Linked DNA regions of Homo sapiens: region 2 is linked to region 1. A link is a loop called in an ENCODE intact Hi-C map of the cell type or tissue named here. Cell type or tissue: heart right ventricle. All regions are shown on one strand. Each heading gives the region's core, and the rest is flanking DNA. Links, peaks and the distances in the headings are about the cores only.

Region 1 (15,647 bases), core at 5,915-10,914:
CTCTGTCTCAAAAAAATTAAAATTAAATAATAAAATAAAATAAGTAAAAATAAAGTAAATTAATAGTTAAACAAATTGTCAGTATTCTGTTTCAAATGAGAAAGTGCACAGTTGTAATTTCTAAATGATAAAAATTAATAGATATAACTCGTACAAACTAAAGGTCTTTGGGGTCTTTGACAATTTCTGAGAGCATAAGAAGGCTGAGAACCTTTGAGAGTGCCTTAAATTTGAGAGCCTTTCAAATACATGAAGCTAGACTTCATGTCTTTTTTTATATCTCATCTTTTCCAGGATATCTCTTTAATCCCTCCAATAGGTCTTTGCTGGACTTGGCAGTACACCCTCTAACTATGCTGTAGACTATTAATAATTCATACACCAGGGCACCCCGAGCAGAACACAGTGCTGCCAGGGTAGTGTGCCAGGCAATTGCCTCTCTAGTCCTCAATACTCTGCTCCCACTAAAACACCCCAACTTCCATTTGGGGTAAGGCTTGTCTCACCACTGGCTCATCTCCTACTGAGCTTGCAATACCTAAAGTCGCTGGGATTTTTTATCATATACCTCTGTAGAAGCAGGTCACCTCAATCCTGTCTAGACACAATCGAGTTTTTGAAGCCCACACTGGAAAATCACATATCTCTATTAAATCCTTCCTTCGTTTAGTCGGCTGCAATCTTCCTGAGTATTCGTTCTGTCATTGAATGTGTTAACATCCTTGTAATCTTTGTGTCATCTGGAAAATGGATAAACGTGCCACCTGTCTCCATTCCCTTTACTGATAAAAATATATCACATGGGGCAACCGAATCCTGCGATCCGCACTAAACACCTCCTTTGTGTTTAGATCAACCCAGACACAAGCAGTTACATGTGGACCTGATGATGCTGTCATCCTCCTTTCTACAGGACACCAGGTGTCACCCATGAGTGATTCCTGCCACTCTCTCCCACTATGCCTTCAGCCACAGATATAAATTCATGCACCCCCCATTTAAGCTGAAGCTCTCATATGAAGGGGATCTGTTATTTAATTTTTAAAAAATGTACTGAGCATACTGTATGTCAGATACTGTCCTGTGCATTAGAGCTACAAACACGAATCAAGTATTTTCAAATTCTAGAATTATGCTGCTGGGGCTTTTGCCTTCACAGGCCCCACACTCTCCTACTCCAGAGTCATCAGCAACACCACTGCCTCCTACACACTGCGTCCCCCACTGCCAGCCTTTACCCCTCCTACCACGGTTCTGGGAGTTGGGGCAGGCTACTCCTGCTGTATGGAGGAGGCAGGGGTGGTGGGCTCCTGATAATTCAAGTTAAAACCTGGTGGCTTTTCCTCAGAACCATCCTTATGCTGGTTGGCTTCTTGGTACCATGAGCTGTGTTTGAGTCAAAGAAGCTTCACTGGTCTGGAAACCTAACCATGGAGTTAATGTTTCCAAGAGAAAAGGCTGCCAGGTTTCCCAAAAAATACCCCACACCGAGCCTTGGATGGTAGCCCATTTATAAACCTGGGACTGTCGACGCTTTGTTGGCATGATGGCTTACGCCCAGGACCCCAGACTGTCCTCAGCCTTCTCTGAGAGTCCTTGTGTGATGCGCTACCAGCATGGCGACACCCTGGGCACAGCTGCAACAGCCCACCCTCTTAGTGCTCCCCACTTCGGTACAGCAAGAAGCAGCTCTCCAGGGAAAGTGCAGCCCTTGGGACATGAAGCCAGGTGAAGGGAAGGGAAGCCTAGAAATTCTGCTGGTCCAGATGCCTGCTGCCTTTCAGAGCCACTTCCTCCTAAAGACTACACCCCAGGGGAGTCACTGGGAAGAAACGAGGGAGCTGAAGGGACACTCGGGCTTCTGTCTTATAAAATTTGAGAGCCCAAAGGGCCATGTTTGCAGCTCTTGCTTGGGTCCCGTGTTGGTGACTTCTAGATGGAACAGAAGGAGCTGGAACCAGCACCAAGATCACACCACAGTCTTAGGAGCAGGCATGCTTCTGGGCCCTTTTGAAGACTTGACTACATTAGCATGAGTTGCAGGTGGCTGGGCCAGGCCCAGCTCTTCAGTGCCCTAACCAAGTACCCCGAGGTGCTGAAGCGATGATGACTCCTAGTGTGTGATAAACAGATGGTGGTTAGGGGTAGGCTTTGGAGCCTGCCCGCATGGGCTTAAAGTTCTGTTCTGCCACTCCCTGTGCATGAGTTTCCTCACCTGTAAAATGGGATCATAGCTGCACCTAACTCACTGGATGATTGTGACTTAATACGTAGAAAGTGCTCAGTCAGTGCCTGACACTAAGCAAGCTCTCCATAAACACCAATGGCTTCTACATTTTTACCCCAGAAATCATTCAGAACCAATATACCTTTGTTTTTTTAATTTCCAACTTGTATTCTAAGCTCAGGGGTACATGTGCCAAAGGTGCAGGTTTGTTACATAAGTAAATGGGTGCCATGGTGGTTTTCTATACAGATCATCCGATCACCTAGGTATTAAACCCAGCATCCATTAGCTATTCTTCCTGATGCTCTCCCTCCTCCCACCTCCCAACCCTCCAACAGGCCCCAGTACGTGCTGTTCCCCACCATGTGTTCTCATCATTCAGCTCCCACTTGTAAGTGAGGACATGCAGTATTAGAACCAACACTTCTTTTAGACCTGACTGTATCTATGAGATGACCAAGCAAGAATTGTCACAAAAACACAAAAATAATTCCCTGGTTTTCTAAGAGTGACTTACACTTCTCAGAGTGATTTTATACACATTTACCTCCTTCAAGTCTCCTCCATGTGACAGTGTAGGGAAAGTCTTTATGACAACCCTACACTGCAAAAAACTGGAGGCAAACCTGGAAAGAAAGTAAGTGAGCCCCCCAGGCTCCCAGTTGGTCTTTGGTTGACCCAGGATGGGCTTCTGATGTCTTTTCTTGATACCACCCTGTTCCTCCTTGACGCCAGAATACAAATGTTCTCACAAATTTACTTCTCATTACTACTGAGTCCAAAAAACACCAAGTCTCAGCTGTCCAAATATTTTTCAGCCTTTGGCTTTTGGATGAATGTAATTTGGTTCAAACTTGTCCCAAACAAACCGAAAGTGGCATGAATATAAGGACAGGCTTCTAGGACAGGAGCAAGAGGCTTGGAAATCCCTGATGTTGGGGGACTGTTTATCTCTTGATAAAGTAATAGAGCACCCAGCATCCTAATCTTCCTGACATTCAAGAGTGCATCGGAAGAAGGAAAAAGAAAGCAAGCAAGCCTTGGGCAAAAAGTGAGGGAAGCCAGCAGCACATTTTTTTAGGAAAAGGGTAAAGTGCATATTTTCACCAGTAGGTGGCGATAAAGTAATAAGGCTAAAGAAGCAGGATGTTCTTGATCAGAATGTTTAAGCAAGTCATAAATATCTTGAATGCGGAGACTATCTTGCCCAATCTGCTTATATTACTTACAAAGAAATTAAGGCTCACAAAGGGTATGTGACTAGCTCAAGGTCACACACCTGGTTAATGACCGAACTAGATTAAACTCAGGTCTCACCATTAAACCAGAATGTGCAGTAACAGATTGCCTTTCAAAACTGTCTGGCATCTTCATCACATAAAGAAAAATATCACCCTTTTTTCAGTGTGTTAGTAATTTCAGCTGGCAGAAAAGCTGATAGCCTTTAAGAAATAAAACAGTTGATCATGCTCTCAACTTTCTGAGCTAAAATAGAGAAGGAGGGAGGGTGGGATGGAGGGAGGGAGGGGAGACATGGAAAAGAGAGGAAAGGAGGGAGAGGGGCAGAAAGAAAGGGAAACAGCCATTTGTGTGTTATAAGGCTTCCTGACACATTTGTGCTGTCCCTGAGCCCCTCTCAGCCATGATTTTCCAAAAAAGATCAGAGATTATTGAGTAAGACTCTCCTCCTCCCCTCCACCCCTTCTACTTCATTAGCACCAGTTTGTGGTTGAAGGCCATTAAACATCTTACTGCATACAGGTCCAGGTGCTACTTTCCTTTATTCTGCTTGAGTCACACAGTGAGAAGCAGAATCTCGGGAAATAAGCGGATTGCCTGATCTCTGAAGGGGCCATATTTGTTCAGTGTAGTTCCAAGGAAGGGAATTCAAACAGGTGGGACAAATGTACCTAGAACGATATTAGGCATATAGTGAGTGCTTAATAAGTGTGGATGTATGGATAGATGGGAAAGGATTTAGGGCAAAAGATTCAGTCTCAACAGTGCAAGAAGGAATCTACTACTTTGGTTGAATATGTAATGAATCCCCTGTCTCTGGAGGTATCAAGCACTAGCCAGCCACTCACAGGCCAGGGATGTTGCAAAAACAGATTGGGAGGTGGTTTGGAGTGGATGAATTTTTAGTTCCTTTTGAATCCAAGGATTCCCATTATTCCAAGATTCTTGGTGCATAATGAAAAAGAAATTGGTAAAGATGTTTATGCCTTTGACTTTAAGAGCTTCAGATTTTAAAAAATCATACAGATTTCAGGTTGCTTCATCCAAAATTCTGGCCCTCTGTTCCTTTATTGAACTTTCAGACACAATTGGGAAACCTTATCATCCCGGCAATTCACTCAAGAGTTTCTGCTGGTTTGGTTTAAGTAACAAGTTTGTTTCTTTTCAATTTTGAAAATCAGGAGAGATGGACTCATGGAAACCTGGATCGGTCCTTTTAGATGAAGGTAATTATACAGCCCAACCTCTCAGCCACGCGTGGATCAAGATGCGCAGGATAGCAGAACTAAGAGTCTAATAATCCAGCTGGCATAGCGGCCGAGCTCCACTAGCCTAGGATTTCTAATGGCTCCCGCCTCTGATTTAAGGGTCCTACAAAGGGCACATTGAAACTCCCTCCCTAGGGAGGCCTGGGGTAAGGGGCAATATTGGATAACAAAAGGGAGAGAGGAAACGTGAAGACAAAAAGCCAGAAGGGAGCTAGTTTCCCACCCTCAAAATGGGTTTGGACCCTGACTCTATCTGGCAGCACACTTTAACTTCCTCCAACTCCACTTCCTCCTTTGCAAAATGGCTTTCAGGTTTTCCCTTCACGAGAATGGGTGTTGTTTGCTGCGTACTGCATTAAATATTTGAAACTCCAACACACAAGACCTTCCAGCTCTTCATGGGAGGGAAGATTGTACTGGTAGGGGAAGAAGGAGGTGAAGGAGAGGACTCCGCCTCTGGACTTGTACTTCTCCCCTTCCTCCAACGCAGAGTCTTGGGGCGTTTCCACGACAGGCTCCTGGCTGAGAAATGCTGTTAGCCACCCAAAGTGAATGTTTAAAATGATGTGAGGAAGTGGGATGAGCTAGCTGACCTTTAACGGAAGGATGAAATCATGTGCTTTGCAAACTGGAAAAAATAACAAGCCAGTAGAAAGCTCACTGCAGCCAAGCGCGAGCGAAGACCCCCGCACCTTCCTCCACTCCGGGGAATCCCGGAACTTCCGGGCCTCCTGAAAACGGGGAGACTCACTTCCAGTGCTGCAAGCGTGCTCTGCCTGGGAAGCCCATTCGTGTTACCAAGCCTAAAAGGATTCGCTTTTATTGTCTTTATTTCTTTAAATGGTATATTTATGAACTTGGCTCCCATGTACATGGCTCTAAAGACACCCCCTTCCCCAAGGCTGAAATGCAACTCACACACACAGCTTCTGAGAGCATGAAACCTTTTTGAATCTCTACTTCTAGTCTCAAACACCTGGGAGGGAGGAGTTGCATTTTAAGCCCTCTTATGTGAGTTACTTTTAAATAAACTGTCTTCCTCCAGTCCACATCCAATCCTCATTAGATTGTCCTTCTTGTGCCTTACTCATCTTCGTTCATTGTGTCAATCACCAAATGTTGACTGAGGACCTACATGATCTTGGCACGGTGGAGGTTTATTCGAGCAAGACACATTCTGTGGCTCAAGATTTTCAGAATTTTACAGAGACATAATTTACAATGGCCAAGTGCTTAACGCTTTCAGATGACAAAACTAAGGCTCAGAATAAAGAATAAATTAACAAGAACAGAACTCAAGTCTCCTGATTTCAAATCCCCCAGCAGAGTACTATGTTTTTGATAGGCTGTAAGTAAATATTAATTTATTATTTTTCTCAGGATGGGGGTGATGTGAAAAAAAGCACAGTTAGCTTTAAGCCAAGCCCCCAAGCTGGGTGTGAATATCCATTATGTCCCCTCCCATGGGGTAAGGCCAGCTGCTTCCTTTCCTTGTAAGTCACCAAAAGTTTTACTGCTCTTTCCAGGACTTGTTCCAAAAGAAGAATTGAGCACACAGTCTTTGGAGCCAGTATCCCTGGGAGATCCAAGTAAGTTAATTGACAACTAGAAACCCACGGTGTCTTTGACATCTGAACTGCTCTCTCCTCTCTTCCCACTCACTCCCACTCAAACCTGCCTCTCTCCTACCGTGGATCTATTTATCTCCTCTCTTCTGACACCTTGTTCTAAGGGGAAAGGGAAGCTTTTGAAGGATATAAACTGTCTATGTGCATGAGGGGGAGAGGATCAAAATGTTTTAACATCACTATGGCAACAGGGTGAAGAATGGGATGGAACGGAAAGACAAGGAAGGATGAAAGGAGGAGACGGGCAGGTTAGCAGGGGCAATGGTCTACTGCAAATGATGGTGGCCAGAACTCGGAGTTGGAAGTGGAAATGAAGATAAATGGGCATATTCAAGAGATACAGAGAAGGGAGAATCTATAAGATGGAAGGTGGAGGTTCGAGAGAGGGAGAAGTTAAAGATGAGTTGAGCGACTAGGTAAATGGTACTACAATGAGGAACACTGGGGATGAAGCAGGTTTATGTCTATCATTTTCTTCGAGACATTTGATCTGGTAGAGAGAAGACTACCCAGGTCTGACATTCAGAAGGAACAGCCCAATCAGAAATTTAGAGTTGTAAGACAATGAGCTATGGTTCGAAACCGAGGCTATGAGAACAGAAAATGTGACTTAGGGAGACACAGTAAAGTAAGAAGATACAGAAGACTTAAGCCTGGAGAACAACACTAGGTGGAGGAGAAACCACCTGAGGATATCAGAAAGGAAGAACCAGAGAAAAACAAGGAAAATGAGAAAGACATAGTAGTAGCCTGCAAGGTATGGAAAGAAAGCACCTGCATATTCCGCTAGAAAGTCACTACTAGTCAGCCACCAATGGACAGTGAGGCTCAACCTTGCTGCATATGAGAATCACCTGAAGACATTATTAAAGATGCCCATCTTCCTGCCTCATACCTACTGTATCAGGTTCTCCCTAGACCTTGCTACCCAAAGTGTGGTCTGGAGACCAGCAGAATCAGCATCAGCATCACCAGGGAGCTTGTTAGAAACACAGACCTGCTGGTTCTACAGTGATTGATTCCTTTGCACATTTACCCTTGAGAAGCACTTTACAGAGTGAATCCCAGGAGTCTTCATTTGTTGAAGCTGCATTAGCAACCCTGATATGTACATGACTGTGGTATGTATCCAGAGTTAAGAAACACTGGCCTGATGTATTGGACAACACAAAGCATTAGTCTATAAAATGGTACCATGTTGAAGGAAACTACAGCAATTAAATACATTGATAGAGTGATTCCCATAGATACTATATCTTACTTTCTCTTCCTTGACTTTCAACCTCTGATCTCTTCTTTAGCCATAATAAATTGCTCACACTGAACATTGTATAACCCAATTCTACCTGTTAGCACTGATGCTGGCATCTTCAGATCAGAATGTTTTCACCTCTATATAAGAAAGTCATGGGTCTCAGTCAAAACATGCCCTGAGCTGGAACCATTGTCATTTAAAAGAGGAGCAAAAGTAACCGTGGTATCAGCCATCAGGCCAGTGAGTAAAGAGAATTAAGCAAATAGAGAAACAGCTCACCTTCTTAAGACCTAACTATAAGATGAATACGTTAATCCTGAAAACAATTCCAGATGTAAGAAATAAGGAGAAAAACTGCCTGTGAGGAATCAAAATAGATGCTACAATATCCATGTACTTTATTCATGTAAAAAGAAAATCCCCTCTGGCCCTTACTCTAATTAACACTTGTTCCCAAAAATACTTTATTCCAAAAGGTATATTGAACTAATCTGCTGACATCTGGAAGGGAAACTCCACCTCAGGATTACTTCTCCAACTTTACTGTGCACAGGAATCACCTGGGGATCTTGTTAAAATGCACGTCTGTCTCTATAGGTTTGGGTGGAGCCTGAGAGTCTAGCAAACTGTAGGTGCTAGTAGGCGGCAAACCCTGAAGAACTCCACTGCCACCTGCTGGCAACAATTCACACTGCAAGCCCCGCCAGAAAAAAAAAATGAGTTGGCCTTGCTTGGGAATCCACAACATGATAAGCTGCATATGAGAATCACATGCTGCTTCTCCTTTCCTTTACCCCAGGTTTTAGTGGCATTTTTCAACTCTGCTTCTGGACTTTATTTGCCTCTTTCATTCTTCATCTCAAGATCATGCTTGGGTATAGGCAGTTTGGGGACAGCAAAGGACAAGGGAAGCCAGTTGAAAAGGATGAATTGGTAGGCACTGAACGCCCAGGCAGACAGGAGGTAAAAGCTTTTCTTTTGAGATTTGCTACTGAGCCAAGGTACAAACAGGTGCCCTGATTCTAGATGGAGTGAAGTCAGCCAGTGCCAGACGGGTCCCTCTCATCTCCTACTTCCCTGGTTTTGATTGCCATGCAACACTGCAAGATAATAAAACACATTCTCAGGTATAACTTTTCTCCTAATCACAGTTCTGCAGTAGCACTCAGCAATAAATATTTCTCATCAATTCTTCTGCTCAAAACTTTGTCAACTCATGTTCATTTATTGCTTTCATCTTTAAAACAATTTTTTAAAACCAGCAACAACCCTCTCCACCTACAGAGCTTCTCCTCCTGAAGAATGGGAAGACTCCAGCTCTGTGGCAACAATGCACCGTGGAGAACATGGGTGGTTGTGTGCAGATTAGAGAGGTGCAGGTCCGTCTGGCCGCTGCTCCCCACCCACAATGGGCAGTGCCCCAGTGTCCTCTCGGATACACCAGCCTAGAAATTTCCAACTTTACTCACTCTTTTTTTTTTTTCCTATATGGAGCTCTGTTTTGAAACATTTTTGTCTTCTAAATTGCAACTGTTAAATAATTTATTTTTCACTTTTTACTAATCAAAGGGATCTATAGCTCCCAATAAGAACCTCTGATCAGCACTGAATAGTCAGTTTTATACTGAGATGATATCATTCCTGTCTACCGCAAAGGAAACACTAATTTCCATTAGCCTGTGTGGCTTTTCACTAGTTCCTTTTGATGTTTGAAAGGGTGAAAAGAGCTTGCAGCCCATCCATCCCTTTACCTCTCTTATAACCTTCATATATCCACAGAGATCCAGAGATCCTAAGGCAGAATAACTATCCTGGTCCTCATCACAACTAAAAGAAAGAAAGAAAAAAAATCTCGGATAGCTACGAACAAGGGCTGACATCCTATACATATATGTAGATAATTTCTTTGGTTCCCTCGCCCAGGGAAATGAAGGAGAAGATTGATATCAATTTCTTATTCTATAATTCCTGCCCTCCCTCAGTGCTGGCCTTGCAGATCTCTCACACCTTATAAAAATCCAACACTGGTTTCTAAAAAGTTAGGATGAGAGCAAAAAGCCACACGCTCTTGCGACTCAGTCTTGATGAATTCTCACAACGGGGAGTCTGCACTTACAAGATCTTAGCCTAGGAAACCATTGACAGCCTTCCCTAGCTTGGCTAGGACGTCGCTGCTTCTGAAACCCATAATTGTGGCAGATACATAGAGTTTTAAACAGTTATGGAAATAAGGACTAGCCTAAGTGTCCAAGACCCTGGTGCTCAGGGAAACCCCTGTGGGATGTAAATAAATATACCCTGCATCTTCCTACCTCTTTTTCCCTTTCTTTTCATTTCTCAGGGGGCTCTGATGGAGAAAGAGGAACAAGAGGATGCCCAGGTAAATGCAGTGAGAGATCATGAGAATAATAGAGTCTTTTTCCGTTCCGCAGACTGCAAAATTGACTTGTCGTTTTTAATTGATGGGAGCACCAGCATTGGCAAACGGCGATTCCGAATCCAGAAGCAGCTCCTGGCTGATGTTGCCCAAGCTCTTGACATTGGCCCTGCCGGTCCACTGATGGGTGTTGTCCAGTATGGGTAAGTGCAGTTAATGTTCTGAATCCAGAAAGGAAGTCATGCCATGTGCTTAATTTTATGCCACGTGCTTAATTTTATGCCACAAATATTACCAACATGTCCTTGAGCACAGATTTGTTCTCTTCCCTAATGCAAATGTAAATGAAAAAACTGAAGGAATCCAGATGCCTTTAAGAAATCTGAGACTTCCTGAAGGAAGGGACAGATTAAAAAACACTTGTAAGTAGATGGCATTTGCACTCAAGAATATTTATTTGTCTGGAAAACAGGAGAGATGCGTGTGAGTGTTAACTTAGCCAATAACCAGCTCTGTGGCCTTGGGCTAGGCCTTCGCCTCTCTGATTGTCAGTTTCCTCATCTGTAGATCATGAAGGTTGGATCTGCTTTCAACCCTATTACAGCATTTGTTTGAGGGACTCCACCCTGTGCTACAACCTATCCACCTATAGGTTAGACGCCTAGAGAACATGGTGCTTTAGGTTGTATCTTCTCTTTTCTCCAAATAACCTTAGGCCCCTGCACTGGTACTGGAAAAACTCACCAGGCAATGGAGAAGAATGGGTGGGAAGAGAGACGGCCCCCATCAGTCAGCTGAGCACCTAGATGACTTTCGCCAACCTGCTCTATTATTATACTTAGGATAGAAATGGAGGGCTCGTGTTGACATCCAGTCTCAATCTTTCATTTGGCGGTAATAAATCACTCTTATTTCAGATATGAATAGGTTTCTCACTGAAACAGATACATAGATATTGATAATAAACAATCAAAAGAACAAGCGTGCATAATCTTAAATTTATACACACATCTTAAATAGGTAGCCTTTTGACCAAGAATCATTGAGGGCAGGATGGGTATCATGCCTTCTACAAAGGACCAGTGGGTGTGGAAGGGGTGACGGAAGTGGAAACCATCATAACCTTTGGTGCCTATTGCTTAGAAGTGCGGTCACAGCTTACTCACCCTCCTGAAAAGAAAAACTATCCATACCTGACAACACCCGCGGGGTCTCCAGCGCCTTCAGAGGTTTTATTTTAACAAAGTTTGCTCTATCAAAGAGATCAATATTAATTTTTGAGTTGTCAAGAGAAATAAATAAAATGCTTTATTTTCATAAGAACCTACATTTGTGTTTTTAGAATTTAATTCCGATAACACATTTGATACTACCTTCTATTCCTGTCAGGAAAAATTAATAGATGAGTTAACTGGCACTTGTATGTAGTCACACTCAATTAGATAAAAATAACCCATTGCTGCAAATGTCACCTCTCAAGCTCAGGGGATCTATCTTGAAGTTTTTGAGTTGAAATAAGAAAAGTGCGGTTTTAGGGGGTATTTTCTGGTTTCAAAATGCCAACCCTTTTTCATTCCTGTGTTACTTTTTACAGATAGCCAATGGATGACAGGTTTTACTAGAGAGGAAACATACGCGTTTTAATGCCAAATGTCCTTAGTCAGTTTTACTGGGAGGCTCAAAGCTTGATGTGTTATCTTGCATTAAAAATAGCTGCTTTAAAAGCTTGTATATAGCAAGCTTTATAGTATAATATGAAAATAAGATGATAAATATGTCAGGGAAAAGAAAAATGGCGTGAGAATAGTGTTGCTGATGAGAGCATGGATTAGAGAACAAATGTTGCAGGGAAGGAAGAAGAATAAAGACGCCTTCCCCCAAAACATTTTCCCCACATACTCCCAATGTGATCGCCATTCACAAGCAAGAGTTTACCCCCATGCTTTTCAGTTTTACTATCTAAAAAATCCCTTGTGTCTGCCTTTTTCACGGGGTTCTTATTAATTTGGAGCACTTAGGGAAATGTGTGTGTTTTCCACTGTTTTATGCTCACATAAGCTAATCTATCATCTTCGCCCTCCCCCAGCAGCAGGGTGGAGTGGAAAGCGCAATGCACCGCTGACAGGTGATCTGAATTCGGGCCTCAGCTCCTCTGTGTGACCTTAAGCCAGTCACTTAACCTCTCCTTGTAAGTGCTGCCATCTGCATAGCAAGAGGGTCAGACTAGATGATTTATTAGGGCTCTGCCAGCCCTGGCGTCCTGTAATTCAGTGACCAGCTCTGTATTCAGAAGACATCCAGTAAATGAATGTGGGACTAACAGACCAGATAACTGCCTTTCCCTTCCTTTCAGTCTCAGGGTCCCAAGGAGGTGGGGTGATCAATGACGAATTGATGTGTTGCACAGCGGTGATACAACCATCCGTGGAGCGTGGGAAACAAAACAAATGAGAGGGCGGCCCGAGAAGGGTATGATGAGGCTGAGGGGGAGACACATTTATTCAGCAGAAACTGCTGTTGGTTTCACTTGCCCAGCTTCCTCTCCTGGATGGTCCCCTTCAATCCCCGCTGTATGCATGAGAGCACACAGAGGAAGGAAGTGGGGCATCCTGGTGATTTGGGTTCTCACCAGATTCTAACGCCCTCTTTGCTCCCCCTTAAAATCATCCCTGCACTCTTGGAATCACAGGCTGAGGCCTTGAGAGCACCTGATTCTACCTCTTTGTGTTGTAGTGAGGAAATGAGGCCCTACAAACAAATGACCGCCTCATCAAGAACTAGCACTGGAAGGAGAGACTCAAGTTGAGAAGCACCTGGCCAAGGGAGGAGGACTCCGGAGCTCAGAACTGCTCCTTCCCTCCCTTCTCCCCTCTGTTACCACTGCCCCTGGTCCACACAGCTTCCTGGAAGATTCCTTCCTTGGGTTTCCTTAGGAGAGCTGAGTCAGAATTTAGACTTATAAATTTAGAACTTGAAAGACAAATTTAGAAGTTAAAAGACTCATACTAAATATTAACTGGGAAAAAGGCAAAGAAAAATATAAGACCTATAAAAATGGTCTCATTTACAAAATGCAACACATCTTGACTCCTCAATCTCCTACTCAAAGACGTTTTGGGTACACGGAACAGAAAACCACTCCAGGTAGCCCAGGTGAAGGGAGATTCGTGGAAAGGAAAGTGTTCACAGGACTGATGAGACATTGGCCATCCCCTTCCCCTCCTCTGCCTGCATCTCTACACCTCTCTGCCTCTCCATTCTGATCTTCTCTCAGCTGACCAGCATCCTCTGCCGGGCTCTTGGTTTCTGATCCTTCATAACTTCACTTTGCACTGGCTGAGATCCTACCTCTGGTCTGGGCCCAACAGAAGTTTTAACCACCATGGAACTGGGCAAGCACCCTCTCCCATGTTCTCCACCTGCGGGACCCATAACTCACAATCACGTTAACCTGTCAGCAACCACAGCATTCCTACCACACTCATCACACGCCTCCAGGAATAGAGGCAGCTTTTGATACAGAGTCAGAGAGGTTGACTGACTTTCCCAAGAACACACAGCTAAATGCATGACTGGGGCAGAGGACAAATATTAGTCTTGAGTTAATCCCTAAAATGTCAAACAAAATTGTCGTGAAAGCAGAGATTTCGCTCATCTGCCAGGAAAGAGTCTGGTAATTGCTACTTTTCACCTCCTGAAGACTGAGACATCGTGTGTGGACAAAAGGCCAAGGATCAAGCCCCTGTCTTGCACATGAATTCTAAGTTCAAATTATACAACCAAAAGGCTTATAATTGCACCTAATACCAACAGGAACACGGAAAGAGTCAATGAAAGAACAGCCAGGCAAGCCATTAGGTGAACTCTAGTAACGTGGCCAAACACCTTGCATTTCAGCTGCATCCCGGACCCACAGGTGCTAACAGTCCTCCAGACCTTCACTACACTTTCATTTCAGGCCCCCATCTCAGTATAAATGGAACATAATTGCACACGTTCTTTGTAATCAACCCTAGGATATCAAAATTGGAAACAGTTGTGGGATGAAGGGAACTGTTGGTTTTTTCTTCATTTGAAAATCAAATAGACTTTTCCTTGCTCATGAGTCTATAATAGCTGTCCTGTGGTTTAGTGAGTGGCTCTGACTTGGCCGCATCTCCTCAGTCTTCTCACTTCTCAGCCCACCCAACCTCAGCCCGTGGACTGAAGACTCGTGGTCATGCATTCAGCTGGGCAGAGCAGCTTCCATAGGTCGGCTGAGCCACCTAATGCAGGACAGTCAGAGTTGAGGGGAAGAAGCAAAATGCCGTGTCTGGTATGTTAGGCAAAATAATGACCCCGAAGTTGTCAATGTCCAAATCCCTGGAAACCGTGAATGTTTTACCTCACACAGCAGAAGGGACTTTGCAGATGTGATTAAAGTTAACAACTCTGAGATGGGGGGGTTCTCCCGGATTATAGGGATGTTGCAGTGTAGCCACACGTGTCCTTAGAAGTGGAGAAGCTTTCCCAGCTATTGTCATTCAAAGGGAGGTGTGACGATGGAAGCATAGTCAGAGAGATGTGACATTGCTAGCTTTGAAGATGGAGGAAAGGGACATGAGCAAGAAGTGCAGGCATCCTCTAGAAGCTGGGAAACACCAGGAAACAGATTCTCCCTGGAGCCTCTAGAGAGGGGCACAGCTCTGGCCACACCTTGGTTTCAGCCATGGAGACCCACGTCGGACTTGGGACCTCCGGAACTCTCAACTAAGTTTGTGTTGTTTAAGCCACCAAGTTTATGATCATTTGTTACAACAGCAATAGGAAGCTAATACAACTGGCAACGAGGACCACTCTGTCTCATTCTCTGAGTCTGCAGCCAAAAAAAAAGGGAGTGGGAGGGGCTGGGGCATGAAATGCAGCTGGGATGGGGGCTGGCAGAGGTGAATTACAGCACCCACCCTCAGACTTCAGAGCAGGAAGGGGCTGTCTGGGCCTTGACTTCACGTTGGCATTACCTGGGGAGCTTTTTAAAATGCTGATGCCTGGGTCCTGCCTCAGACCTATTAAACCAGAATCTGGCAAGGGGATGAGACCCAGAGCTTGGTATTTTAATCTGTAATTCTCAAGATCTCAGAACAGCTCCCCGTCACCTGCCTGGCCTGATTTTCCAGGGCCTAGTGCCCCTTGCCAAGACCCCACCATGCCACTTCTCTCCTCTCTGAGAGACAGGCAGGTAAGGCCCACAAGCCGCACTCCTCAGGAACACAGAGTCTCAAGACCAAGTGAACTGTGAATACAATATGCCCAAGAATCATAAGATTCTGAGGTTTTTCTTCTGCCTCCCATGCTTTTATTTCCCTATCATGCAGGGCTCCTGGAGGTACATACAAACGACTGCGCTTGACTTCCACCCCTCCCCTTTCAGCTCTCCTCACACATCCACTGGGTTTATCTGGGGTCCCTGAGATCAGTCTCCCCGCAGAGAAGCAGATGGGCACCCTGATGCCCAATAGAACCACCTGGGAGCTCCTAAAACTCCAGATGCCCAGACCAAACTTCACATCAGTTAAATCAGATTTTCTGAGTGTAGAGCCCAGGTATCATTATTTTTTAGAGTTCCCCAGCTGATTCTGTGGTGCAACCAGAGTGAAGACCGGAATATTCTCAT
Region 2 (15,647 bases), core at 4,020-9,019, 220 kb after region 1:
TGGCAACAGAGCGAGACGCCATCTCAAAAAACAAAAAAACAAAAACACCCGAAAAAACATAATATCAACATGTAGTTCCATGTGGGGGTACAATGGAGTAGTGACAGGTACTTCAATTTTCTCTCCTGTTTTATTATTTTTATTGTAAAACAACAACTTGAAGAAAACATAAATATATTAACACATGTAAATTCTGGAGAGAGGCCGGGCACAGTGGCTCATGCCTGTAATCTCAGCAACCTGTGAGGCTGAGGCAGGCAGATCACTTGAGGTCAGGAGTTTGAGATCAGCCTGGCCAACATGGTGAAACCCCGTCTCTACCAAAAAATACACACGTTAGCCAGGCACGGTTGCGCACACCTGTAGTCCCAGCTACTTGGGAGGCTGAGGCATGAGAATCACTTGAATCTGGGAGGCAAAGGTTGCAGTGAGCTGAGATCGTGCCAGTGAACTCCAGACTGGGCAACACAGTGAGACCCTGTCTCAAAAAAAAAAAATTCTGGAGAGAGATATACATGTATATATTTAAAACCTCCCGGCCGGGTGCGGTAGCTCACGTCTGTAATGCTAGCAACTTTGGGAGGCCAAGGCAGGCAGATCATGAGATCAGGAGTTTGAGACCAGCCTGACCAACACGGTGAAACCACGTCTTTATTAAAAACGCAAAAATTAACCGGGTGTGTTGGCAGGCATCTGTAATCCCAGCTACTCAGGAGGCTGAGGCAGAAGAATCACTTGAACCCGGGAGGCGGAGGTTGCAGTGGGCTGAGATCACGCCACTGCACTACAGTCTGGGTGACGGAGCGAGACTTTGTCTCAAAAAAACAAAACAAACAAACAAAAACCCCAAAAAACAAAAAACCTCCCAGTATATTTATATATATATTTTTTTTGAGACAGAGTTTCAAAAAACTCTGTTTTTTGCCGAGCCTGGAGTGCAGTGGTGTGATCTTGGCTCACCGCAACCTCCACCTCCCGGGTTCAAGCAATTCTCCTGCCTCAGCCTCCCAAGTAGCTGGGATTACAGGCACGTGCCACCATACCCGGCTAATTCTGTATTTTTAGTAGAGATGGGGTTTCACCGTGTTAATCAGGCTGGTCTCAAACTCCTGACCTCAGGTATCTGCCCACCTTGGCCTCCCAAAATGCTGGGATTACAGACGTGGGCCACCACGCCTGGCCCCAACATGTTTATAACTATTAACACAAGGGCATTTAGAGTCAACAATCCAGAAAAGAGTATTAAAGTTCACATCTGAAAGATATGACTAACATACCTCTCTGAGATGATTCATTGTTATACAGCAGTTTTCTGATAAGCTTATTCAACTAATTCATTACTTAGGGAACACATATCCTAACTAACTAAAACGTTTAAAACTGATAGGTTACCTGGTTGAGAATATTCCAGGATGCAAGCAAGCGTGCTACGAATCAGAGCTGTCCACTGTTTTTGAACGCCAGCCTCAGTTTTGGCCATTGAAAGTGTCACAATACTTTTAATCCCTTGAAGAGCTGCACTGACTGGTGGAGGAACCTGATTATCTGCAGACTTTATTGCTGTGTCTTTCAATATTCTTGCAATTAAGAACAGAATTGTGGGCAGGATTGTCATACATCCTGAAAGAAAAACAAATCAGATCACCTCATAACTATTCAGTTCCCATATTATAGTTGTTTTCATTGCTTGTATTTTTTGCATTTGATTGTGGTTTAATATTGTTTTTTTCCTTGTCTTTATACAAAATTTACTGTATTACTACTACTATAATTCAATGTTTGAAAAAGAAAATAAGAAAGTGTCATATTATTTCAAAGACAGAATTGGTATTTTCTTTCTTTTTCCAGCTAGCCTTATTTTTATTACTTCTAATACTTCACCTATTTAATATTTCATGCCCTGTGTAATGAAAACGAAAAAGGAAGACAGAAAAACAGGAAAAAACCACACCAGATACTGTGGGAAGCATCTGAGTAACTTCATGAGTTTTATAGCACTTGTAAAACATGTAATCAATCCTCAGTCTACTAAAGTCAACCTAATCAGACCAGGAAAGTAAAAGGACTACTGGGGCAAGGAAAGAAGAAATGAAATAATCCTAGAATTTGTAACTGAAAATTCTAGGTCATGAAAATTCAACCTCCCACAAAAGGAAAAAATACCTTCACCACTCTGACCTGCAGCCATTGTAGCCTCTGCTTGCAAAACTCCAAATATGGAGAATTCATTATTTTCACATATGTAGGGTAACTCTAAGAGGTAGAAAGGTCTTCCGTGAGTTGAGCTGAAATTTATCTCTTTATCTGATACCATTTTTACCTTCCAGATCAGGAATGTCTAATCTTTTGGCTTCCCTGAGCCTCACTGGAAGAGGAATTGTCTTGAGCCACACATAAAATACACTAACATTAACAACAGCTGATGAGCTTAAAAAAAAAAAGTCTCCTCTGACATTCTTCAGAGTTTTTCTTTTTCTTTCTTTTTTTTTTTTGAGAGTCTTGCTCTGTCGCTGAGGCTGCAGTGCAATGGCGTGATCTCGGCTCACTGCAGCCTCTGCCTCCCGGGTTCAAGTGATTCTCCTGCCTCAGCTTCCTGAGTAGCTGGGATTACAGGGCATACGCCACCAGGCCCAGCTAATATTTTTGCATTTTTAGTAGAGATGGCATTTCACCATGTTGGTCAGGCTGGTCAGGAACTCCTGAGCTCAGGTGATCCACCTGCCTCAGCCTCCCAAAGTGCTGGGATTATAGGCATGAGCCACCGCACCTGGCCTTGAGTTTTTCAGTGTCACTCAAGAGTGGCAACCAGACTGGAAAACAGAGTTTAGTTATTCCACTTTATGTCTATCTGCTGACACTGTCTTTCCTCAACCTGTAGTTCCATGTCTTATTTGAAACACATCTGAAAAGAGCACCTTAGGTTTGTGACTTTTTGAATCTTTAATCTTCATAGGCTCCTAAAGGTAGACAAAACCTTAAAAAAAGACCAGCTTCTTATTTTTCACTTGAGATTTAAGAGGAAACTGGGTTATAACAGTGCTTAAAATCAAAGGCAAGCTCATCTTTGTCTACTGTAATATAATGCATTTCCAAATACTGATCAATACCGTACCAGCGGGTGAACAAAGGGATGGTAAATCAGAGAGTATGGTAACTGTGGCTGCCACCAAACGAGCACTTTCTTCTGATAGTCGAGTTTTAGTGGCTATGTGACTTGGAGAGTCTGACACCTTGGTACTGAGATGTGGCATATGCCGTACTAAAATGAACATCAGCAGCTCCATAGTTGCAAACACAAGAGATTTTCCAGGAATGAGACCACCGCTGTCACCTCCTTCTCCCAATACGGTACAGGCCTCTTTTTCCATATCATCTTCATCTGAGGTAAAAGATAATTTGGTGAAATTTCCAGCCAAAAAAAAGTATGTAAAACAACACAAGTATATTTAGGAAATTCCTTCAAAAGAATTTATAAGCAAATGTCAAATAATGTCACACGTCCTTCTCTGTATAATTCTCTGCCTCCCTAGAATTCTGTGCATTGATCTGTCCTTAAAGGTAACAGACAGTTCATTTTTCACTTGGAAAATCTTTATCAGGTATTTTTATTGGGTATATATTTTGTAATAGGAATAACACATGTTAGGTTGAACCAGATGAAATTGACAAAAGGTGAAAAATAGTCGACTCTCAGCAATTTCATTTGGTCCTTTCTAATGAAAATAAAATCAATTTCAAATCTTCTAAATGTATGATTAATTCTTTTTTTAATTAATAACTTCTGGCCAGGTGCCGTGGCTCAAACGTGTAATCTCAGCACTTTGGGATGCTGAGATGGACGGATCACTTGGGCTCAGGAGTTCGAGACCAGCCTAACATGGCAAAACCCTGTCTCCACTAAAAATACAAAAATTAGCTGGGCATTGTGGAGTGTGTCTGTAAACCCAGGTACTCTGGAGGCTGAGGTGGGAAGATCACCTGATCCTGGGAGTTTGAGGCTGCAGTAAGCCGAGATTGCACCACTGCACTCCAGCCTGGGCTCTTGAGAGTAAGACTGTCCCGCCCGCAAAAAAAAAAAAAAAAAAAAAAAAAAAATTAGCTGGGCTTGGTGGAGTGTGCCTATAGTCTCAGCTACTCAGAAGGCTAAGGCAGGAGGATCCTAAGCCCAGGAGTTACAGACTACACTGAACTATAATCACATCATTGCGCTCCAGCTTGGGTGACCGAATGAGACCCTGCCTCTAAAAAATAAAATAAGAACTATAGAAATATGTCCTGGCGTTAATATTTTAAAAATTAGAGTATAAAATAAGATTTACTTCAAGTTAGTGTAATTTCTAGTGCTTACTTAGAGTGTTTCTTTTCTCTTGCAAATAATCCTGAGCAGCTCTTACTATCTGTTGTACAACTCCAGTAACCAACAGCTGGACAGATGATGGATTCCAGGTCAATAGAAGGCGGTGCAAAACACTCAGCAACTCAACACCTATCAGCTAATACAAATAAATACAAATACAGTTAAGTAATTTCAATCTCAAAGAATAACTTTATATTGTTAAAATCTGAGAAAATACCTATGTAAAAAAAGAAATCAGGTAGCTAAAATTAAAATATAGGACTACGTAACAAATAAGAACATTGTAAAAATCTTGAGAAATGGTCACATTTTACTCCTATGTATTTTCAAGCAACAAATGATTTATTATTTACATATTTAAATGTGCTTTATATTCAGAGATGATCATTCTCCTATTGGAAGGAAATAATTGAGCTAAATAGTATTGTAGAGTCCAGTGCTGCTAAAATTTATAATTTCTAACCTGAGCTGAATATCCAAGAATTTCTACAACCTCTGCCTACCACAGATTGTAGAAATCTCTGGTGAGTTCCTCTTCTATTCACTTCAGCAACTACTACAAACTTTTGCCACCCACTTTAAGCTTCTTACTCACAATCTTCCATACCAAATCCATCCAATGAACCTAAATGAAATTTCAAAGAGGGGGAAAAGACTTAACTGCAACCAAAGCCACCTTTACCTCTTTCCTTAAGATCATGTGTTCAGCCTCTTATGTGAGGCTTAATCTGAGGTTAATCTTTCCTTATGTGCTCCTATCCTAACCTATTTGACTTCCTAGGGATTCTTCAAGGACTCTGATCATATCTCGTATGTTTTCAACTTCTCTCTCTAGTTAGGCTACTCTTGTCAGTATAATGACAATGCTCAAGTCTTTCTTATCACATGTCCCCCCTGCACTATTCCCAAAGCCTCCAGATCCTTTTATCTACCCTATGTCCTCCTCTATGTATCTGGCTCCTTCCTTTCCCAGCCTAGATGCTTCCACTTCCTTTACTCTCTTATTCACTCCTCAATCTTCTACTATCTGGCTACTGGTCACCTCAAACAATCCTCTGCGGGAGGTCACCAATAGCCTCCTCTAGACTCATTTCTGTGCTTATTTACTCGATTCTTTCTTTTGAGACTCTGTCTACCCTTCTTGAAACTCCTCCCTTGTCTTTGATAACTCTGTTCTCTTTTGGTTCTCCTGAAACTTCTCTAGCAGTTTCCACTGTTGATTTATTTCCTTCTTCTCAATTTTTAAATGCTATTTATCCTCAAGCTTCCAATCTTGGTCCTCTTTCTTCTTCCTTTATTCAGCCTTCCTAGGCTAGTGTTATCATTTCTCTGGAATTATGAAAAAAGCCTCAGAACTGGCCTCCCTGTCTCCCTTCCCATCTCTTACAAACCAACCTACCTCTACGGGCTGACAGAATGATCCTTCTGAAATATAAAGTTAGTTACATCATTCCTCTACTTAAACATTTTTAATGATTCCCTATCACTTTCAGGATAGGGTTCAAACTCTTTTACATGTCATCAAGAAACCTTCATGATTTGGTCTTCACCTTGTTGTCCAGCCTCATCTAACAACCTCATGTTCCATTCATATCGGCCATAGTAAATGGCTATGCCCTTGAACTTGCCGTGTTCTCTCATGCCTCCTAGTGTTCGTATTTGCTATTCTTTCTGAGAGGAAAACCCGTCCCGCATGTGTTGCCTCACTAATTCCTCTTGAAGATTTGATTCAACCATTGCCCACTCTGAGAAACCATCCTTTGCTTTCCTATCACAACATCGGGCTCCTCCTCTCTATTCTAATTGCAGCTTTACATGCACTAAAATAGCACTTACCACACTGTACCTATCTCCTAATTCAGGCACAGTGAAACTGCTTTCACTATCTATAACCTCAAACCACGTTTGAGGCAGACCAGGCACAGAGTAAAAGTAACTGGGTGAATAAATACAGGGAGTCAGTGTATTCATATCATGTTAAAATAGGATCCAATACAGAAAAAAAATCCATCCTTTTTTCCATTGTAAAGCAATACTCAAAAAAAAACCACACAAGTATCTATCATAGCAATACACTGTACCTGATCTTCTGCAATATGGACTCGAGCATAAGGGGAGTCTAGCAAGGTATGTAAGGCCTGCAGGCATGCTGTAACATGTTCAATGGGCTCCTCAGGTCTAGGGGAACAAAGAAACTGTATACTCACACCTGAAATGCACAAAATAAAAACATGTTTTTTCACTTATAAAACACTTTATGTTGTTTGATCCCATATTTCTTCTCTATTTATGTTTTTACAGATTACCTTAACATGTATTTATTAATACCTTAAAGTAGACTTCAAAATGGTTTCCAAGTTAAACAGCCAAACTCAACATAAGGTTGTAGTTTTGCAATTAGGTTAATATTCAAATTAGCTATGTGTGAAAGAAGGAATTCCCATGCCATCAGGTTGATTATGAAGATATTAAGTTTTTATTTCTAGGACTTTTAAAATAATACATTAAGAAAATAAATTTACAAACATTATAAAATTGTTTTTCATTAAATGGTAGCCAAATAATTTTTCATGCATACAAAGTTTTTAAATGGCAAGTTATAGAGGCACAATGGGTATCATAGTAAACAACTGCTTTTAATTTACATAGGGGTAAAGTCATTGTTTTGGAAGTTTTTCACATTTTCACTTACCAGATCTACTGATGAATCCGATAATTACACCTTATTGTGTTCCTTTTCACTCCCAGAAAACATAAGATCACTAAAAGCTTCATTACCATGTATAAATTCTTAAATGTTAAAAAAGCATCTATAGCTGGGTGCAGTGGCTCATACCTGTAATCTCAGCACCCAGCCGAGGTGGGTGGATCACCTGAGGTCAGGAGTTCGAGACCAGCCTGACCAACATGGAGAAACCCCACCTCTACTAAAAATACAAAATTACCCGGGCGTGGTGGCGCATGCCCATAATCCCAGCTACTTGGGAGGCTGAGGCAGGAGAATCGCTTGAACCCAGGAGGCGGAGGTTGCGGTGAACCGAGATTGCGCCACTGCACTCCAGCCTGGGCAACAAGAGTGAAACTCTGTCTCAAACAAAAAACAAAAAAACAAGAAACAAAAAAGCATTTATAAAGCAATTTTACATTAGGATTCACTGAAATCTTCTTAAACATTTTTTTCTTAATGGGATAATTGGTTAAGTGCCAAGTAAAAAGAAAACCTGTTGTTGAATAAAAAACATATTACGTTTTTTTACTGAAAATTGTTCGATATTGCTGTGTGAATGAGCATGACAGTTAAGTAGTTTCAGTAGTTTTTAATAATTTAATTTCTAGGTTAAAAATTCAATTAACAATTTATAAGGTGAGGTGAAAAATCCTTTCACTTTTCCTTCTCTGAACTGTGCTATACTGTACAAAATCTTTCCATAGCTTTAAAATGAAAGATATGAATTTTCAGAAGTGATAATCTTGAAATATATTAATATGACAGACCTACCTAAAATCAGATGCATTCTGTCTTTGTTAATTTCTGGCAAAGATTTAGCACTACCCACTGCTCCTGATGCCTGGTTTAAATTGACAGATGTAGAACGTTTTTGTAAACCAGATATTGCTGCTGCTTCTGTAGACTCTGAGCACGTAAATCCTGTGCTATTTAACCAAAGTGCCACCGCATGGAGAATTGGGGCCCAGGAATTCCGATAGTGAAGTCTAGCTGTATCAATAGTTTCAGGGGTATAAAATGCTCCACCTGTAAAGCAATCAAATCAATTAAAAACATTACTTTTTTTTTTTTTTTTTTTTTTTTGAGACCAAGTCTCGTTCTGTCGCCCAGGCTGGAGTGCAATGGTGCGATCTTGGCTCACTGCAACCTCCTCCTGCTGGGTTCAAGCAATTCTCCTGCCTCAGCCTCCTCAGAAGCTGGGACTACAGACATGCGCCGCAATGCCCAGCTAATTTTTTGTATTTTTAGTAGAAATGGGGTTTCACCATGCTGGCCAGGCTGGTCTCAAACTCTCAATCCACCCGCCTCAGCCTCCCAAAGTGCTGGGATTACAGGCATGTGCCACTGCACCCGGCCAAAATATTACTATTATACATGTTCGCTCATTTATGAACCACTAACAAAAATACCTGTTACATACAAAAGAGAAATCTAGCCAAAGGGCTTCTCCTCTTTATAAAGCCACCAAAAGTAACCCCTTTTCTGTAGCTGATGAACTGGAATACCTGTCTCTTCCTCACTGATGCTAGTTTTCCAGCCTTTCCTCTGCTACTGCTGATGTCACTAAGTATTCTTACCTTTTCTTACCCTGTTGTCACAGAATTTACCTCTTCATTGTTGCCAGTGGCTCCTAAAACCCTATCATCTTCTCTTTCTATCACAACCAGGGAACTCTGTTTCTTCCCTCTGTTTCTTTCTTCTTCTGCTATTCCTCTCCACCTCCTGTTGTTTCCTCTACTAACACTGAGGACTTCCTCATCACTCCTTGCTGTTATGATGGATTAAGGAAGGAAAAAAGGGGGCGGGGGAACTCCATTATTCTTATCATTAATATATAGGAAGGAGAATGGGTTCTTCAAGTAGGAACTAATAACACACTTTCTAAACAGAAAAAAATGTTGACGATTTCTACACTGATTTTGATAAGAAAACTAAAGTACAATTTGCAAAGCACTTTAGGAACATAATTTATTGGCACACTAGGAATCTGAAATAGAATATGAAAATACAAACATTGAACAGTACAGCAATATACATCTATGGTTATGCATAATGACTTGTTACCCATAGCTATTTAGAATACCCTAGCTCATACAGCTATTATTGTAACAGTGCTTGCTAATATGTTTGCTTCAGCCAACAAAAAAGCTCTATATCTTCTATCTACAAATTCAATATAGAGTACATATTCTAACTGAGACAACATCAAACTTAAGCCACAGAAATTTAAACTGTTACTATAGCAACTGTTGTTGCTAGTCTATACCGTCTCTATTTTGTTTAACTACTACTTTGAACTCCATAAAAGTAAAACTCAGAATGTAATACTCACCATCTGGAGGAAGCTGACTAGAAAATTCGGCTGGTAAAGTCAAGAGTGCATAATCTTTTAATGCTGCTAACCACAGGCGACTGAGTGTTGGTAGTTCAGGTTGTACCAGTGTTATTAAACTATCTGGTGGCAGTTCATCGATGGTACCACAGTCGTCATCATCATCGTCAGTATTTTTAATTGCTCTTTTTGGTTTTGACTCTGCTTCCTTTTTAATATTCATAGCGACCACATATACCTAATATGATATTTATGAGGACAAAATAGTAAGGCATAAGATAAAAAAATAAGATATTTTACGTTATTATAAAAATACAGTTAAATCATCAAAGATAACTGGGTATAGATATTAGAAAGTATACACTTTGGCTGGGTGCGGTGGCTCACACCTGTAATCCCAGGACTTTGGGAGGCCAAGGCGGGTAGATCATGAGGTCAAGAGATTGAGACCATCCTGGCCAACATAGTGAAACCCTGTCTCTACGAAAAATACAAAAATTAGCCGGGCATGGTGGCAGGCACCTGTAGTCCTAGCTACTCCAGAGGCTGAGGCAGGGGAATCGCTTGAACCAGGGAGGCGGAGGTTGCAGTGAGCCGAGATCGCGCTGCTGCACTCCAGCCTGGTGACAAAGTGAGACTCTGTCTCAAAAAAAAAAAAAAAAAAAAAAAAGAAGAAAGTATATACTTTGATCAGGTGCAGTGGCTCATGCCTGTAATCCCAGCACTTTGAGAAGCTGGGAATCACTTGAAGCCAGGAGGTCAAGACCAGCCTGGGTAATATAGCAAGACCCTATCTCTACAAAAAATAACAAAAATGCTAGCCAGGCATGGTGGCACATGCCTGTAGCCCCAGCTACTTGGGAGGCTAAGGCAGAAGGATCGCTTAAGCCCAGGAGTTCAAGGTTCCAGTGAGCTATGATCGTGCCACTGCATTCCAGCCTGGGCACCAGATTTGAGATCCTGTCTCAAAAAAAGAAAAAAAAAAGTATATACAACTCCATGATTTCCTGATAAACACAAAAGAATAATTCCATTTGCCTTGGAGACATTTTTCTAAAAAAACTGATCTGACTTCTGACTATTCCTCTGATGGCATGTTCCTTGAGTAGCCTTCTCAGAGTTTTTTCTGGCTTCCCTCATTCTACTTTACAAAGCACCCCCCGCCTCCACTTTTTTTTTTTTTTTTTTGCCACAGGGTATAACTCTGTTTCTGCCTCCACCTTCCTAGACTTATTAGACAACCAGGCATTCAAAGTAAGCAGCTGAGAGGCAAAAAGAGACATCAGAAAGGATTTCCATAAATATCCTTCTAAACTCCTTCTTACACAGACCTTAAATGATATTTTGCAATCTAGCATTTACAACAGATAGCCTGGCTAATATAATCTGCTAGTCACATACATTACCTGTATCCTTTCTCTCTAGTTTGTGAGCCAAAAAGACATAAAAGCAACTTTCCTAAAATATAATTTCAAAGATTCTTCTTTATTGAATCATATTTATTTTCCTTTGTTTTGTAATACATTTAGGCTTTGGCTACTGGCACATACAAAGCTGAATAACGTATTAATGAGAAAACAAAAAAAGAAAGGAATGACAGCAAGCAAGAAAAGAATTGCTCTAGATAAAAATCTCGAGAAAACTGTCTTCCCTCCACAGTGTTACATCCATTGTACCTAACGAGAAAGCCTAAGTATGGTATCTGTATAGGTACACTGCAAGCTTCTTGATGAGAAGCACTGTGTCTTACCCCTATTCCCACACCAAGCAGACTTACAGCACAGAGAAAATATACAGCAATTGACTAAATTCTAAAATAGGGACTTTGGATCTCAAGTTATGAATATATTACTGTCATATCTTCTAGTGAGTACATGCTTGTTTCCCCCCTAAATTTGTTATTACACTGTTTTTTTTTTTGAGATGGGAGTCTCGATCTGTAACCCAGGCTGGAGTGCAGTGGTGCGATCACAGCTCACTGCAATCTCCACCTCCCGGGTTCAAGTGATTCTCCTGTCTCAGGGTCCAGGGTAGCTGGGATTACAGGCACACACCAGCAAGCCTGACTAATTTTTGTATTTTTAGTAGAGACAGGGTTTCTCCACGTTGGCCAGGCTGGTCTCAAACTCCTGACCGCAGGTGATCCATCCTTCTCAGCCTCCCCAAGTGCCCAGCCACTAACATTTTTAAGAAAATGTCACAATAAGCACTCTTAAGTATATCCAGCCATTCATTCATCAAATCCTTACTAGGTAGGCACCTTTTGCCTTGAATTTGTTATTGTTCTAGGACTGGAAGCAAAAAAAAAAAACAAATAATACATAGTTTTTGCTTTCCATGAATTCACAGGCTAATATTACAATGAGAGGGAAGTAAAAAGGTGCTTAAGAGAAGAAACTTTTAAAGATTTGGCTTTAATTATTTATCTTCTACAAAGATAATCTTTTTAATGCTTTATCTTCTAGTACACTCTACCCAGTGCACAGACAGTGTCTGGTACCTAATGAACACTCGGCAGTTTATGCAATGAGTGAATGAATCTCAGGGAACATCACAGATAAACGAATCTTAGCCTTGGGAGTGTGAGAAAGGTGAGACCGTTTTTAAGGACAAAAGTTGACTTGCTCATAGGCAGAGATGGAAAGGGAGCTTACAGGCAGAGGGAACAGCCAGAGCAAGAGCACAAAAACAGGAAACTGCATGGTAATCTAAGTATGCAAATTTCTCATATAGACGGAGCACAGGTTATAAGCTGGAAGTAGCTGAAGTTTTTACTCTGCAGGCAATGGGGAAGCAAGGGTGTCACTGTAAGACTTTACGGTCTATGTATGCATTTTTCCTCGACTTATAATTTTATTTTAATAATTATGCTATAAAAAGTTGGAAAAATAAGAGTTAAAAATGACTCATAACCTCAATTTCTGGGTTTTCATATTCTATCTTTGTAAGTTATAATTTTGATGTACAGAGATTCTGTATTTAGTTTTACTGATAAACATGTCATAGGGTTTTCCCATGTGAATACCAGTTTTCATAACCATTATTTTAATGACTTACAGTGGATGACCCACAATGTATCTACCAGTTTTCCTACAGTTGAAATTTTATATTTACTTCTAATTCTTTACTTAGCATTGGGAATCCTAGAAAGATGAAATACAGCTTTCGAAGACAAAAGATATTCATTTCTTCACATTATAAATAGTGTTGCAAGTAAACATTTTTGTAAACTTACCTCTTTTCCATATTTTGGATATTTTTCACTAGACTACAGGCCCAGAAATGGAATCACTGGGTCAGTGTTTACAAATATTTTTATGACTCTGAATAGACACTGCCAAATGCTTTCTAAAAAGGTTCTATATTTTATATTGCTACCTGCAATATATGAGAATATATCTTTCAGACCTATTTTAAAATAAATTTTTAGGCTTATTTTTCTTATAGATATTACACAAAAAAGGACAATCAGAAGCATAAGCAAAATGAAGAAAATTAAAACTACACATAATGCTACTACTCAGATACAATGCTGTTACCAGTCTAAACAGTTATATAAACACGCTCAGTTTTTTACCTAATGTGTGCGTGCGTGTGTGTATAATTTCTACCCCAATTTTCTAGTCACTTAATATCATCATCTTTCAAGATCAAGAAATACATTTAGGTTATTTCCACTTTTTTGTGAATAATAACACCATAACAAATACCCTTGTAGCAGAACCTTTGTGCATATCCTTAAATATTCCTGAAAATAATGTGTGCAGTTTTTTAATTAATTAAATTTTTTTTTTTTGAGACAAGAGTCTCGCTCTTGTTGCCCAGGCTGCAGTGCAATGGCGTGATCTTGGCTCACTGCAATCTCTGCCTCCCGGGTTCAAGTGATTCTCCTGCCTCAGCCTCCCAAGTAGCTGGGATTACAGGCATGCACCACCATGCCAGGGTAATTTTGTATTTTTAGCAGAGACAGTGTTTCACCATATTGGCCAGGCTGGTCTCGAACTCCTGACCTCAGGTGATCCGCCTGCCTCGGCCTCCCAAAGTGCTGGGATTACAGGTGTGAGCCACCACGCCTGGCCTAGGGCGCAGTTTTAGAGGATGTACAGAGGAAGGTGCTGAAGACACAAAGAAGAAGAGTAGACAGCACTGAGCTTCACACAGTCTCCTCCTCACTCTCATGCCTAACTGATACCTCCTCCTATCCTCCATGTTTCAATGTAAACATCACTTTCTCCAAAAAGGCTACTTCTGAGCCTCCAGCCTATTGTAACTGCCTCTGCTATGTGTTCCAAAACACTTTGTAACTTTGTATTTCTCCTGTGATAATGCTCCTTACCCTTTGGTACATCTACTTGTTTACCAGTTTGTCTTGCTCAGCAAACGTAATATATCTCACCCCCGTATTCTCAACTGCTAACCTGACAGAGCTGAAGCTAAACAACACTTTGTTGAATGAATCAGAGGGTGGGAAGTAAGGGAATGAGAAAAGTTTAGTCTTAGATTAGCGGAAAAGCTTAAAATAATTATAACTCCAATAGTCTTCCCTTAAACGTGGTTTCACTTTCTATGGTTTCAGTTACCTGTTGCTGAATACCACGAAAATAGGGAAGTGAGATACTGAGCTGGTAGAGGAAGGAATTAGTTACTTCAATACTGGAGGGCAGATGATAAGAATTCAATAGTAACTGGCAGAAGGAATTTAGAAAAATGAATTTAAAACAATGTAATTATATATTTTTTAAAGTGACTGTGAGAATGAAAAAGGTAAAACTAGCTATTAAAAAACAAAACAAGCTGGGCACTGTGGTGCGTGCCTGCAGTCCCAGCTACGCGGATGGCTGCGGCAGGAGGACTGTTTGGGCCCAGAAGTTCAAGTCCAGGCTGGGCAACAAAGCAAGACCCTACCTTTAAAAAAAAGAAACAAAACCCCTATGGCCTCAATATCAAGGTGGCAAGTCACCTGAAATTTAATCAAATAAAAGATTTTTGGCATAAAATATTTTCTGTTATATTTTTGAGTTTTTCCTACCTAATTTCCTCATATTATGTAGGAGAGCCCTTCCTCAATATAGAGGTTTTCAGTACACTGATTAACAAATTTTCAAAAAGTATTCCATATCAAGGGTTAGTTTTTAAAAAACAAAAATTTTTTTACCAACAAGAGTAGAGGAACATTTTCTCATGGATGAAGAAATGGGTCAAAAACAATAGATTGTGGTTTAGTCGTTACCTCTGCCCAAGCTTTGAGAACAGCCAGTTTTTCCATGGTCGTGGCACTCTCTCGGTACAGCTGGCTGGAAGATCCTTTTCCAGCCTGAACTTTGTCCAGAGAAGAAACAAGAAGATTGTGTACTCGACGGAGATCATTGAGATCACTGACAACTCCACTTCCTATCCATGTACTACATACCTAGACAAAGAGAATTCAAAAACTTTTGTGTAAAAAAAATTAATGCTGTATAAGAAAATGGAATAAATGACTTTTTTCCTAGAAGATAAAACACAAAACCAAAGAACAAAACAAAATAAACTACCCAATGCTATGCTTTGATATTATTATTATTATTTTGAGACAGAGTTTTGCTCTGTCACCCAGGCTGCAGCGGAGTGGCGTGATCTCGGCTCACTGCAAGCTCCACCTCCTGGGTTCAAAAAATTCTCCTGCCTCAGCCTCCCAAGTAGCTGGGACTACAGGCGCGTGCCACCACACTTGGCTAATTTTTTTGTATTTTTAGTAGAGACGGGGTTTCACTGTGTTAGCCAGGATGGTCTCGATCTCCTGACCTCGTGATCTGCCTGCCTCAGCCTCCCAAAGTGCTGGTATTACAGGTGTGAGCCACCGTGCCCAGCCAGTATTATTTTTTATATCAATGGTAAGCATAGATTTTATTGTACTCCTACGTAGAAAACAAAATAGTATTTACTTAACATGTTTCCACCGTGTACTTTAACAAAAATGTTAACAGAAATAATTTTCCACCCAAAGCAGTTCAGTCTTGAATAATTCTTCAACAAAATTTCTGCTTACCACAGGAAAAGGGTTATGCTTGCTGCTATAAAGGGGACTTTAAAAAAAAAAAAAAAGAGGCTGGGCGCAGTGGCTTACACCTGTAATCCTAGCACTTTGGGAGGCCAAGGCAGGCGGATCACGAGGTCAGGAGATTGAGACCATCCTGACCAACATGGTGAAACCCCATCTCTACTAAAAATACAAAAATTAGCTGGGCGTG

Evidence for each region. Peaks named below come from ENCODE experiments on the same cell type or tissue, not always from the same donor. Only the 100,000 strongest peaks of a DNase experiment are listed, where the experiment ranks them.
Region 2: a loop joins it to region 1, with 6 times the contacts of the local background. A loop is called at or near these places in 57 of 110 quality-filtered maps.

What each region holds. Positions count from the first base shown.
Region 1 is chr2:36,777,080-36,792,726 of GRCh38, forward strand. It overlaps VIT (vitrin), which reads left to right. Exons shown (of 16, transcript NM_053276.4): 10 at 4,648-4,692; 11 at 6,261-6,323; 12 at 10,050-10,197. The region is part of intron 1 of LOC124905990 (a long non-coding RNA gene); the gene reads right to left. Among named protein-coding and RNA genes, the nearest start is that of VIT, 88 kb to the left of the region's middle. In heart right ventricle, for the core only: a CTCF peak has its summit at 8,301 (motif pointing left); DNase peaks (open chromatin) are centred at 6,208 and 8,292.
Region 2 is chr2:36,999,194-37,014,840 of GRCh38, forward strand. HEATR5B (HEAT repeat containing 5B) reads right to left here. Exons shown (of 36, transcript NM_019024.3): 27 at 14,648-14,827; 28 at 9,418-9,655; 29 at 7,857-8,111; 30 at 6,439-6,566; 31 at 4,349-4,493; 32 at 3,113-3,379; 33 at 1,393-1,620. Among named protein-coding and RNA genes, the nearest start is that of STRN, 40 kb to the left of the region's middle. RefSeq lists a silencer at 3,731-3,897. In heart right ventricle, for the core only: a CTCF peak has its summit at 5,999; no DNase peak of the experiment used is centred there; H3K27ac peaks cover 4,524 bases.